2 separate regions of the Homo sapiens genome follow, and region 2 is linked to region 1. A link is a contact called in ENCODE Hi-C data. All regions are on one chromosome and are shown on one strand. The core of a region is the stretch at or near the end of the contact, and the rest is flanking DNA. Distances in the headings are between cores, read along the strand shown. Region 1 holds the start of GATA6-AS1 (GATA6 antisense RNA 1 (head to head)). Region 2 holds the start of MIR133A1HG (MIR133A1 host gene).

What was found. A loop is a pair of places that touch in the nucleus more often than their neighbours do. Pooled maps may share reads with other maps.
Region 2: a map of ascending aorta shows a loop between it and region 1 (4-fold over the local background). The contact joins the promoter of MIR133A1HG here to the promoter of GATA6-AS1 in region 1. A Hi-C loop is called at or near these places in 3 of 168 maps with a recorded cell type or tissue (Right ventricle myocardium inferior, ascending aorta and cardiac septum) and 9 of 50 pooled maps.

The regions. Positions count from the first base shown.
Region 1 is chr18:22,164,232-22,170,217 of GRCh38, forward strand. It overlaps GATA6-AS1 (GATA6 antisense RNA 1 (head to head)), which reads right to left and starts at 4,737. Exons shown (of 2, transcript NR_102763.1): 1 at 4,436-4,737; 2 at 2,667-4,152. It overlaps GATA6 (GATA binding protein 6), which reads left to right and starts at 5,358. Exons shown (of 7, transcript NM_005257.6): 1 at 5,358-5,451. RefSeq lists enhancers at 805-1,383, 3,003-3,506.
Region 2 is chr18:21,827,963-21,833,948 of GRCh38, forward strand. It overlaps MIR133A1HG (MIR133A1 host gene), which reads right to left and starts at 3,444. Exons shown (of 3, transcript NR_110369.1): 1 at 3,360-3,444; 2 at 2,658-2,832; 3 at 1-1,490. All of the region lies in intron 12 of MIB1 (MIB E3 ubiquitin protein ligase 1), which reads left to right. MIR1-2 (microRNA 1-2) reads right to left here and starts at 1,126; the gene lies at 1,042-1,126.

The sequences.
Region 1 (5,986 bases), core at 3,487-5,986:
CCTAGTGTGAGGGGACAGACAGCAGACCCTGGGCTGCCTTTTGGAATTGAGAGTCCTGCTCCCAGCATCTGCCAGAGAACACACTGGGGGAGGCAGAAGACTTGGGAAAGCCCTCTGCAGGGAAGACAAGGGGTCTCATCTGAAACTTACCCCCACCCCATCACCTCCTTGTCCTATTTCAAAAAGGTAGAAAAGGTTTATGCTGGTCTGGAATATGGACTCTTTTTACTTAAGGGGAGGAGAAAACTTCAAAAACATCACAACTGACTCCCCAAGCCCACTTTTTAGTATCCAGGATCAGGAAACTGGATCTTCCCTGCCGTCACCCGTTGGTGAAAGGGAAGGGATCACTCCAGGGGCAGAGCCTCAGCCCAGCTGGCAGCCCTAGGCTTTATGTAGTGGTGCCAGTAGCAATTAATAATGATAATAAATACCACACTTCAAACCAAACCCAAGCCGAGGGATGACTGAATGACTGGACCTCTGCCTCCCACCTGCGTGCGGTTACTCTGCGAGTCCACACCTTCCCTGGCAGCCTCAGTTCCACCCACCACCTTCAGCCTGGGGTTCAAAGGGAGCGCTGCCCCAGGACCAGCGACGTGGACCAGCACACTGCCCCTTAGCAGACCTACAGGGAGTGGGATGGTAGGTGGGGGCAGTTTGGTTTTATCTTTATTATTTAGTATCAGAAAATAATCAAAACGGAGTGGTAATTTCGGCCCCCTGAGCTTGGCTTAGTTTTTCCGCGAAGTGCACGGGGGCCGTTTTAGGATACCCAGCTCCCACCTGGAGCTCCAGAGCTCCCGGGGACCCCCTTGTCCGCCCGTCTCCTAGGGCCTGGCACTCCCTGGCCCCGCAGCCCGGGGACCTCCACCTTCCCCAGGCGGCAGCCACAGGTCCCGCCGGGCCCGTCCGAGGTCTGCGGCCGCCGAAGTCGGGGTCTCAGGGCGTCAGGGAGCAACCAGGCCGCGGGGAGGGAGGCCGGCGCCGGCGCGGAATTTCTTTATCGGGATTTGAGAGCCGCAAGCTTCTCCTTCGCTTCTTTAAGCGATCACGGAAAGACACCTTTCGATCTTTTGTCAGACATCTTGGCCCTTAATAGCTAAATTTATTTGGTTTAAAGCGGCCACGGGAGAAGCAGGGAGGGAAAATCTTTCGTCGGTCATTGGGTGGCCTAGATAACAGGCTTGGAGAGAGAGCGGAGAAGAAAGTAAAAAGGTTAATGGATGAGGGGAGGGCTGGAGGCGCCCGGCGTGGGGCTTTTACGGCGACCCTCCCCCGGCCGCCCCCTTATCGCAGCCCGAACTTACCCGCGGCGCAGCGAGTACATTAAGTCACGTAAACAGCGCGGAGAGGAATGCCACCGCGGTGACCTTTCGTGCGCCGCCGCCGCTAGCCCACCTCCGCGCCGTGCTGGCGGCCGCCGGCGGCGCACGGGGGTCGGCCGGGGGCTGCGCCGGGCAAGGGGCCTCCGGGCCGGGCCTGGCCTGCGCAACGCGCCGGGCCTCGATTCCGACCGCCCGGGGACCCCGGCGCTGGCTCCGCGCGGTCCTTCCCCGAAGTGGCCGCCGGCGGGAGCCGGCGCTGGGGGTGGGGGCGACCTGCAAGTTTCCGCCGCCACCACCTGACGTTTCTAAAGAGTGTTTTTGGTTTCCCGAGATTTAAACTTAAAGAAAATCACCGCCAGGACTCTGGTCGACGGCCTACCGTGCAGTGCGGCCGCTGAGTGGGGGACACGCCGCCCGGAACCCACCACTGGCCCCAGACGCTGGCAGGGGTGGGGGGCTCTGAGGTGACCCCGGGTCCTTGGGTAAAAGCGTCCCAGAGACGGGAAGAAATATGGTATAAGCGAGAAGGCCTCATAAATCTGGGCTGTTAAAAATCTAAGTTAAAAATATGTTTTAAGTCAGAAATGCATTCTTTTTCCTTATGAAACATCGCCGAAGCAGCCAGTTTTGTGACAGGATCGTAAAATGAGCGTGAGTTTGCGGGGGTGGAGGTGCACGGGGACGCGGGTCCTTGCTGGGTCTCGCCGCTCCTCCGGAAGCGGCGCAAGACTGGGTCCCCAAACACCCTTCCCGTTTGGCAGCCAAGCCCCCGCCCCCTGCCCAATTGGCTGCAGTGTTCTGGGTGGATTCGAATCGCGAATAGTGGTGTGGCGCGGCCGAAATAAATCAACCCTGGGGACAGGCCGCGCCCGGGAGCCAGCCCTCTGTGAGGGTAAGGGGGACGACTTGCCCAGGAGGGGCCGCTCATTGGGTCGAAACAGTCCGGAGAGAACAGTTTCGTTCAAGATTAGCAAATCCCGAAAGAGGAGACATGCGAGGGTGAAAGAAAAAAAAAAAGGAAAGGAAGGAAAAGAAAAAATATATATCCCCACGAAGAAAACAATAACTTTTAAGAGCTGTCCGCGTACTTTGGACACTAGTGGGGGCCTTCTCCCCAGCTCTTGGGTTTCTCCCTAGTTTGGGGTGCACCTCTTCCCTCCAAACTTCCTAATTTGCCGGCCTTCCAGACCAGCTGGGGCGCGCCCAGGAAGCTCCACGCGCGGGTCTGGGGCTCATGGGAGTGGCTTTGAAAACATGCTTGTCTTCCCCAGAGCGGTCCCTAGCGCCAAAGATGCATTGGGGAAAAGGCACATTGGAGACGTCAGGCAGCCTGGTTTTCTGTCTGAATCAACTGTACGAGTTAAACAGTTTTATTTCGAAATTAACCAACATAAACAACAACAACAACAACAACATTCACTACCCATTCCCTCGTTAGGTTGGAAAACCAGTCTGAAAAAATAAATACAATCTGTGACCATGAAAAGGAGCAATCACTTATTTTTCCCATATGTTTTGAACATTATTTTTAAAAATAGATTGGGAATCTGGAGGGTAAAATGCCGGGTCCCTTCCCGAGCCCTTAGAGCCCGAACGTTGTCGAATCGGTCAATGTCCACCCCGCTGCTCACCTCTGTCCCAGCAGCGCCGGGGCCAGCGCGCCCTCCCGCCGCGTCTGCGGAGCTGCGGGAAAAGCAGGTCCCCGGGGGGTATCGAGTGTCCAGGGATATCCACGCAGACATCCTTGTACTTGCAAATACAAAGAAACACACAGGACAGAGATCAGGCTCGCGCCAGGGCTCGATCTCCTCGGGGCTCAGGGTTGGAGGCCGTACACAGCCTGGACACAAACTGAGCCAAAGAGTTTATTTTTAGCAAATAAGATATGAGTTTTTAGAAAATTGCTTCGAATAGCAAATCCGAGAAACATTATTTCAAAACGTTGGAATCAAAGGAAATCAAATGCCCACAACCCATTTCCGTCAGTGCTTACAAATGAGCTTCTGCAAAACCCAGTCCACTTAAACATTTGGTCGGAACTCACGAAAAGAACCAAAAGCAAGGCATTCCGAGTCCTGGCGGGGGTTGAGCGGCCGGGCGGACGCCTGGCTATCTCTTCTGGGAGTCGCGCATTCGATCGCATTCAGGTTAAAATTTAAAGCCCCTGGATCCTGCTCCAGTCGCCAGCCTCTCCATTCCAGAGTTTTCTACCTTCAGCCTTTTCCAAATGCGGCCACGCTGAAACTGGGAGCCGCCGCAGTGATTGGGGGAGGCAAAGTGGAACGTAATAAAAGTGACTAAATTGGATGAGAACGGTTTCTGGACCTTCTCGGTAGCAATTTAAAATTCAGAAGTGTTTAGAAGCAATTTACAACGAAGAATGAAAAACGAAGAATTCTCGCCAACTTCCTGAATTCCTTGCCCCCTCCCCCGCACTGCCAGGCCCTGTCCCGCTCCCCCAGGAGCCACAAGTTCACAACTCACAGTTACGTGCAGAGGAAACAACGCTTAGCTACGAGGTCTCACCATCTCTGGAAACCATACTTTACAAGGCACCTCTCCACCCCAGTTCAACTCTGCACAGGCTCCTCTTCCTTCCCTAACTGGGAAAACACGAAAATAGAAACAAAACAAAAAACCAGAGCCTAAACGCTTTCTAGGAGACCGACCTTCAGAAAATCATTTACTTGGATTTACCTGGGCGGGGGGTAGGGGGTGGGGTCGGGGTAAAGTATAAAAATTCATTCTCACAAAAACAACGCCTCTTGTCCTAAAGTCTCCCTCGGCAGCCTTCTGGGGTCACGTCTGTCGGAAGAAATCCTTTCTGTAAGCGAAAGGGAGCGAGACATATATCACGGCTCCTGCAGCGGACGAGCCTGCGGCCGCGCGAGTTGCCGCTGACAGATCGGCGCTGATAACCCCGCGACGTTCATTTCCAGTCCCTTTTGCCCGCTAGGGACCGTATCAGTTTGTACAGAGTTGTGATAACTGTTTGGAGGGAGCGAAGAGGGGGTGTGTATATGAACGTGGGGGTGGGGAAGCAGCATTTAGCGCTGGGTCCAGGGAAGGTGACACCCCCTCTTCGCAGTGACTTATCTGTGACTTACCTGAAACTCTCCAGGGAAATATCAGAAACTCTCCAGGGACATCAAAAGTTGGAGAGCGTCCTCGGACACGACTGATGTGGAAGCCCTTTTCCATTCTGCGTACCCCATAGACTACCTTTCCGTACATGACGACCCGAGTTAAAGTTCCCAAAGGTCAGCTGGGGAATGTTGTCTTGAGGTTCCCGAAACCACCACGACCTGAGCCGTAGCATCCCGAGATAGGGTCGGAGAAAGTTTAAGGTCGGTCTCACACAACTTCAGGGCAAAAAGCGCATTTGCTGTGAAGGGGCTAGGCGGGGGTTGGGGGGCGGGGGGGCGCAGAGCACGTTCCCCCTTCCTTCTGGGGGCGTGCTGACCCAAGGTCTGGAGCGCCCCTCCCGCCGCGGCGGCGGCGCGGGACTGTGCACTGCCAACTCCTCCCGTGCCAAGGCTCCCTCCCCCTCCCTCGTGTGGGTGTGTGTGTGCGACTGCGGGAGCGGGAGGGTGCACCGCCGCTGGATGGGTGCGGGTCGCTAGCCAGGTCAGGCGTTCTGTGGCCTCCGCCCCTCCCCCGGGGTCCCTGGGCTCGGTGCCCCCCGGGTGGACTCGCCCCCACTCCGGGGACAGGGCTTGCGGCTCAGCCCACGCCCGCAGGCAGCGCGGCTCTCATTGTCTGCCTGGGCGGCGCGCTCCCCTCCCCCCTCGCCGTCCCCTCCCCACCCTCTTTTCTCTCCTCCCCTCGATCCCTCCTCCTCCTCTTCACCTCCAGCGCCCAGCTGCTCGCTGAGCGCAGTTCCGACCCACAGCCTGGCACCCTTCGGCGAGCGCTGTTTGTTTAGGGCTCGGTGAGTCCAATCAGGAGCCCAGGCTGCAGTTTTCCGGCAGAGCAGTAAGAGGCGCCTCCTCTCTCCTTTTTATTCACCAGCAGCGCGGCGCAGACCCCGGACTCGCGCTCGCCCGCTGGCGCCCTCGGCTTCTCTCCGCGCCTGGGAGCACCCTCCGCCGCGGCCGTTCTCCATGCGCAGCGCCCGCCCGAGGTTCGGCTGCTTCCTCCTCGCGCGATCTCCCCGCTTTCCTCCCCTCCACCCCTACTCGTCGCGGGCCCCTGGCCTCCGGCTCTCCGGCCCTCTCCAGGCCGCGGTCGGCTCCGACGGTGTTTCCCTCCTTCCCTCCGGGCGGGCTGAGGCGGCTCCCAGGCTCCCGGGACACCGCGGACCAACTTCTAGTCTCTTTTTCTCTCCTCGAAGCGCTTATCTGCGCGCAGCCTTATCTCCGAGTTATCTCGGCGCAAAGGGGCGGGAGCCGGTAGTTAGGCAGGCAGAGAAACTTCTTTCTTGCTATCTAGCCAGGTCTGTGTGTGGGCATTAATTTTAGTGTGGTAATCTCCGATGAGCCGAGGCGATTTGGAAGAGCAGCCTGGAGGAGGCCAGCCCGGCTGCATTTCACCTCCCTCCCCCACTCGCTCCGAGTCTCCCTGTCATTCTTCCTGCTCTCCCATTTGGGGTCGCCTCGGCTCTGGGGCGGTCTCACGCTCCCCCCTCCCCAGCCCGTTGCGTTCCCCCTCCTTTTCTC
Region 2 (5,986 bases), core at 2,194-4,693, 340 kb before region 1:
CTTATTTTCTAACTTTGTCATTAGTAGCTTAAAACAGGTACTGCTTATAAATTTTGCTAAGAGCATTATTTGGAATTTTTTATAAATAATATACAAACTGTGTGAAATAAAAGTATTTTGATATTTCTAAACAATGGATTGATCAAGTTTAGAGAAATTGAATTGTAATTGCATAGTACAATAAAAACAGTTCTTCGATCTGTATAAATTGGTTCTTGACTATAGTGCTTTCATTTTACATGCCCTCTTTGGAGAAAGCAAATTCGAAGATAATACAGATAAATTAATTTCTTTTAAATATTTGGTAGTCTGTTACCAATATACCCTGCTGACTTACAGCTGTGGACCAGAATTTTGTCATTTTTCATGCTTAAATCTTACATTTTAATTAATTTTAAGTTTTAACTTCACATTTAAAGTAGAGATTTGGGTTAAGACCCTGATAAACTTGAGAAGGAAGGACAAGGGCCACTATGTTTGTAGCTGTCAAAAAAGAAAGCCTTTTTAAAACAACAAAACTTTTGGTCAGAAATTCCTCTAATATTAATTATACATTTATCAAAATGAGAAGAAATAGCTTATTATGTGAATGAAGCCAGCTCTTAGTATCTTATTTTTCTGTACAAATCAGTGAGCCCTACTAATGAGATATACTTAAGATTAAATTGTGGAGACAGAAAATAGGTCATGTGTATTCCTCATTCTTTTGTGCTAGTAATACTATTTTCCCTTTTGCAGTCAAATTTTAATAATGAGAGTGCCTAATTTAAAAATGTAAGATGTCTGTTTTAAACTTAGATGATTTAAAAGGAGTTTCATGATAATTGAAATCTACTTCACTGGATCTTCTTTTCCTTCATGAAATAAAAACCTTAGGGATAGTTTCTATCTATCAGTAGTAGATAACCTTTTTTTTTTGGTGTTAGTATTGCCAAAGGTCATCTGTTCATGACTAGGTTAATTTACCATATGACGGTCATTCACGTAGAAAGAAGCAAGAGCTTCTTTTAGCTCAGTTTAATTCTCCCTTGGTGGTTTATTGCCTACCAAAAATACATACTTCTTTACATTCCATAGCATTGTATGTTCATATGGGTACATAAAGAAGTATGTACTCTGAGTAGGTATTACTAAGTTGTTAGCTGTAAAAACATGAAATATTTTATTTTCTTATTTGTTAGTGAAACATTCAGCTTACTAATGTAGAGCAATGGTAAATCATTTGCAGAGACTAATTTATCGAAGACTAAATTTTGTAACAAGTTTACCTGAAGCATGGCATTAATGGTTCCATATTCTTGGTGGACATAGACATTCCTAAGCATTTGACCAGTTATCTGTTGAACTTTGTCCTGGTTTGATTCTTTTTGCAAGAGATTCAAAGAATCAGTGTAGTGTTACAGAGTGTATTTCGGAAACTTAAGATCAGCCTAGTGTTTCTTCAGTCTTCAGAGTGAATTTCTTCTTTTTTTGTAGTCTGCTTCTAGATCCTACAGGTAGATAGTAATTAATTAAATTCAATTTTTTTTTTACAAACTAGATATCTTACTCAAAACCTAACAAATTAACCAATAAGTATTTCTGATATTGACTCTAGAAGTTGAAACAACAAGGAGAAAAACCAGGATGAGTGTGGGTGAATTGAACTTTTTTAAAGATTATGAATTTTTGTTAGTGTTTTATAAGGTCACAGATAAGAACTCGTGATCATTTGAAAATTTGTCATTCTTTTTTCTTTATTAGTTCCTTACCTGAAGTTTGCACTTTGATGCTTCTCTTTGGGTTAAATACAAATATGAGTTGAATACAAATTCAAATAGATGTAGAAATATCTAATTTTGGTGAGTTTAAGTTGTTTTGATTCTTTAATCTTTTTAGTATAAAGGATAACTGTCAGAATCGTCAACTTTTAGAAAGTATCACTTCAAAGAACTGAAAGGTTTTAGTCTGTGAGCACCTGGGTTTTATTTACCTTGATAGTTTAGAATGAAAAGAAATTATAGTTGGTAAGTAGCCTTCAGTTATTGTGGTATTAGAAGGTTAATTTAAAACCTCAAGAAATTTTCAGATTTGTCAAAGGAGGAAAAAAAAGGGCAGGGATAGTAGAATTTCTGCAGCTTGTGATAAAAAGCTAGTGCAGCTTATAGAGAGCAAATCAGAATGTAGCAGTAGATAGCCCAGCACTACAGCAGTTTCAGCAATGCAGCATTAGAATTACACCATGCACGTTCTGATTTATTTTTGTGGCCAATTATTAGTAAGCATTAAAAAGTATTTTATGATCTGCCAAGTTTCTTGGTTGACTAAACCTTGAAATAGAAGCTAATAGTTTTAGAAAATAAGTATACTTTGGAAGCAGGATGTGACTTACTAGAGATGCAAAATCATCACTTAATCTGAAACAATAATGACTAAATCTTTAATAATGTAAATGACAATAATGTATTTGTACATTTTTAAGATAAAAAGTTACTGCCATAGTATCTGAACAATATTCCTTTTTACACTACATTAGCTCTTAACTTGAATTGTGAAATTAGGCTATGGTTAGATAGAATTTAATTTAACAATGAGAACATATATTGAGTCAATAATAGGTAAGCATGCAGAAAGTCATAAGCATCCTTAAAAGTACAGGCCTTATGGTGCTCTGTTACCTGTAAGCTTAGTGTCATGCAGCATTTGCAGCAGGAAGAAAGGTAGTAACCTAGAGAATCACATCAACAGCAGCCATCTCATCTTGATTGTTCGTTCACTCTATTTGCTGATTCAGCATTTCTTTTCATGAGCCCGGTGAAGGAAGGGGATGTATCAGTGAACACAGAACCTCACCTTTTAAGATAAATTTGAAAAACAAACGAGCAAACAAAAAACAAGCTTACTTTTCCCTCTCCTCCCCTCTTCCCTTTACCAAAAACAAAAACAAAAACAAAAACCACCAACAAAAACAACTCTAAAATTGAATCAGTGTTGGCCATTTGATTTGGAATGTCATATAACAGTCTTGCACAGTTATATAGGGAAAGTTAAGCAATCAAAAAAGGTTGCTACAAAGGCCAAGAAAATGAACCTAGCTTGTCAGATGAAATGCTTCAGAAGAGGGGAAAAAGTTGCAGAAGTTAATTTTATAGTCTAAAAAAGACAAAAAAAAAAAAAAACAAAAACAGAACCCAAAACACACCTTACTCCCCCCAAATAACTGTAAACATTCACCCTGTTTTTCTTTGCCCTCCAGAATACATTGGGTTCTTCTGACTTCTTAGGAAATAGTCTGCATCTTTCTTGCTTTTAGATTTTTTTTTTTTTTTTTTTTGGTTTTTAGTTTCCAGGATTAAATAGTAGAGCTGTAGTGAAGCTACCTTGTCACATCCAGAGGTCAAGTCTGCAAGCGAGGTCAGGACTTCCACATGGTCACTACGAGGCTAACTTATATTCTTCCTCAGTGACCACTGGCTAAACTGTTACAGCTTTATAGGCAGCTAAGCATTTGAAACATGCACTCCCAGGCAAACAGGCTCTCTTGTGCCTCTCTCTTCCCTGACCATATTTAGTCAACCATAGCAAAAAATAGCCTCTCAGCTGTCGATTGTCGATCCAAAAGCTGAGGAAGCCTCAATCTTGCTTTCTGCCTATTGATTGTTCATCCTGCGGTCCAAACACTGCTTAGCCATTTGTCCTGCCCCCCACTTTTTTTTTTTTGAGGGGGGGTAAGCACTGCCAAATAAAGCGGTCTCTCATGTTTCCACTTACATTTCCCAGATTTTCACTGAGCTTGCGCTGAGACTAGGAAAGCCTGATGCACTGTCACTATACTTAGAAGCACTGCAGAGAAAAAAGGAAAGAGGAAAAAAATTACCATGGCTAGTAGCAAGACAATCTTTAGACAGTTATGGAACAAGTGAAGTCCCTCTGCTGCCAAAATACATTTTATAACCTGATTTTTTGATTGATAAAAAATGTTATGGATGGTGATATGTTACATATCTAAAGGCCTGAAAGGATTTTGTAGGGTTATCTTTAGAGCTAGTTGTTGCCATATACATGCTTTTAAAGTTTATTGAATGGAAAATGTATAGAAATGGTAGGTAAGACCTGTATATTGGTGGTGGAGAGACATCATCAAGGGAGAAGAAAGTAGTATGTAAATGAAATCTTAGAAGTGCTACTTAAAACAATTCACTGTCAATTTCAGTTAATTTTTTTTATAATGCTTTGGTAAAAAACAGGGTCCAGTATGCTTTTGAGTAATTATACAAGTATTCAGATGCATTTTATTATGAATTCTACTTTATATTCAAATGTGTAGTGTTTTTGCTGTCCCTTCTACATTGTCATGTTTCTCTAATTTTCTGAAGTGACTTTTAGGCATGATCATTGCACACTTTACACAGATTGAAATAGTCATTAACCTGTCTATAACTCTATTACATAGTATGTGACTCAGAGGTAAAAATACTTTTGTTTTAAATTTTAATAGCATATTCACAATAGATTTTGATACTGAAATTTTTTTAATCAAAGAGAAAAAATATTAAAACATGAAGTCCAGTAAACCTGTGGAGATATAGTTTAAGATCTCACATAAAAATGCAGAAGAGAAACCAGCTATACCTTGTTTTTTAATCCAAATATGTCCTCTTAAGAAACAAGAAAAACTATTACGAGTTTTCTGAGCTTACTCACCTACGGAAGTTTGTCCTTCACATTCTTGTTGTCTTTAGCATTTAATATCATAGCAGTTTAATTATTTTGAATGTCTGTTTTAAAACAGTGGCATAAGGAATACTTCTTTAGATATTGGGCAATTTTAAACAGCTTTCCTAGATATTGAAATAATTTTACTCATATTATGAGAAGATGACATGTCTCAGAGTATAAAGTAGGTTAATTTTCAGTTTTCTCAAGTACCCCATTTTGTTAATGATTTTGTAGCAGTGAAAGTACTTATTTTTTAAGCAAACACTTACATAATGTGTTATGTGCCAGGTTCTCTTTCTAAGCCCTTTATAAATATTAACTCATTTAATTTTCATAACAACCCTATAAAGTAGGATTTGTGATTCTTCTCACATTTTACAGATGAGGAAACTGAGGCACAGAAGTTAAGTAATCTGCTGAAGTCACTAGCCATTGTGGCTAGAGCCAGAATTTGAACTCAGATAATTTGGTTTCAGACTGGGAGCTCTTCACCACTATGCCACATTGCTCCTCAGATTTGTGATAATGAAATGAGTTAGGAAATTATTCCTCTTGGGAACAAAACCATGCATCAAATATATATTGCCAATATCTTTGCCTCAGTATATTCAGAAAGATGATTATTTGATTATTTGTTTATTCATTTCTTCCATTCAACAAAACTTTGAGTTCCCTATACTAGGTATACAAAGTATACCTTTTTGATCAAAATGTGTTCAGTTTTATAGTAACCTGCTTTTAGCATGCCCAAAAGAACTACTGGCAGTTGATCAGTTTTCTTAATAAATTCCTTTTTGAATTCTTGACTAATCTACATTACCGATTTGAGGGATTGTTTATTAATTTACCAAGCATTTATTGAACACCTAATATGTGCTACAGTGCTATTCTAATGTTGTTTTGCCTTAAGTAGTACTAACATGTAAGGCCTCCACAGTTTAGCTAGTAGGGTTTGGGAAAATGTTGCCTGCCTCTGAAGAAAGATTGCAAAGCATGGCAGGCCCTAAAAATTGACCCAGTGCCACTTGAATACTGCATACCAGTGTAGACAGCTGCTTGTCCCCTCTGCTTCTTTATAACTCATTTGTTCATCATTCAGCAAACGTTTGAATACTATCATGTGCCAGGGATTATGGTAGGCACTGCTATTAGTTGTTCTGGAACTTAATGCTTCTTTGGCACTATTCACAAATGCCTGCTTAACTGGTAGTAAGATCTTATCTTTAAAACATCCATGTCCTTAACCTCTTGGAAAACAACCAAATTGAGCATTAGGGAAAATATCTCT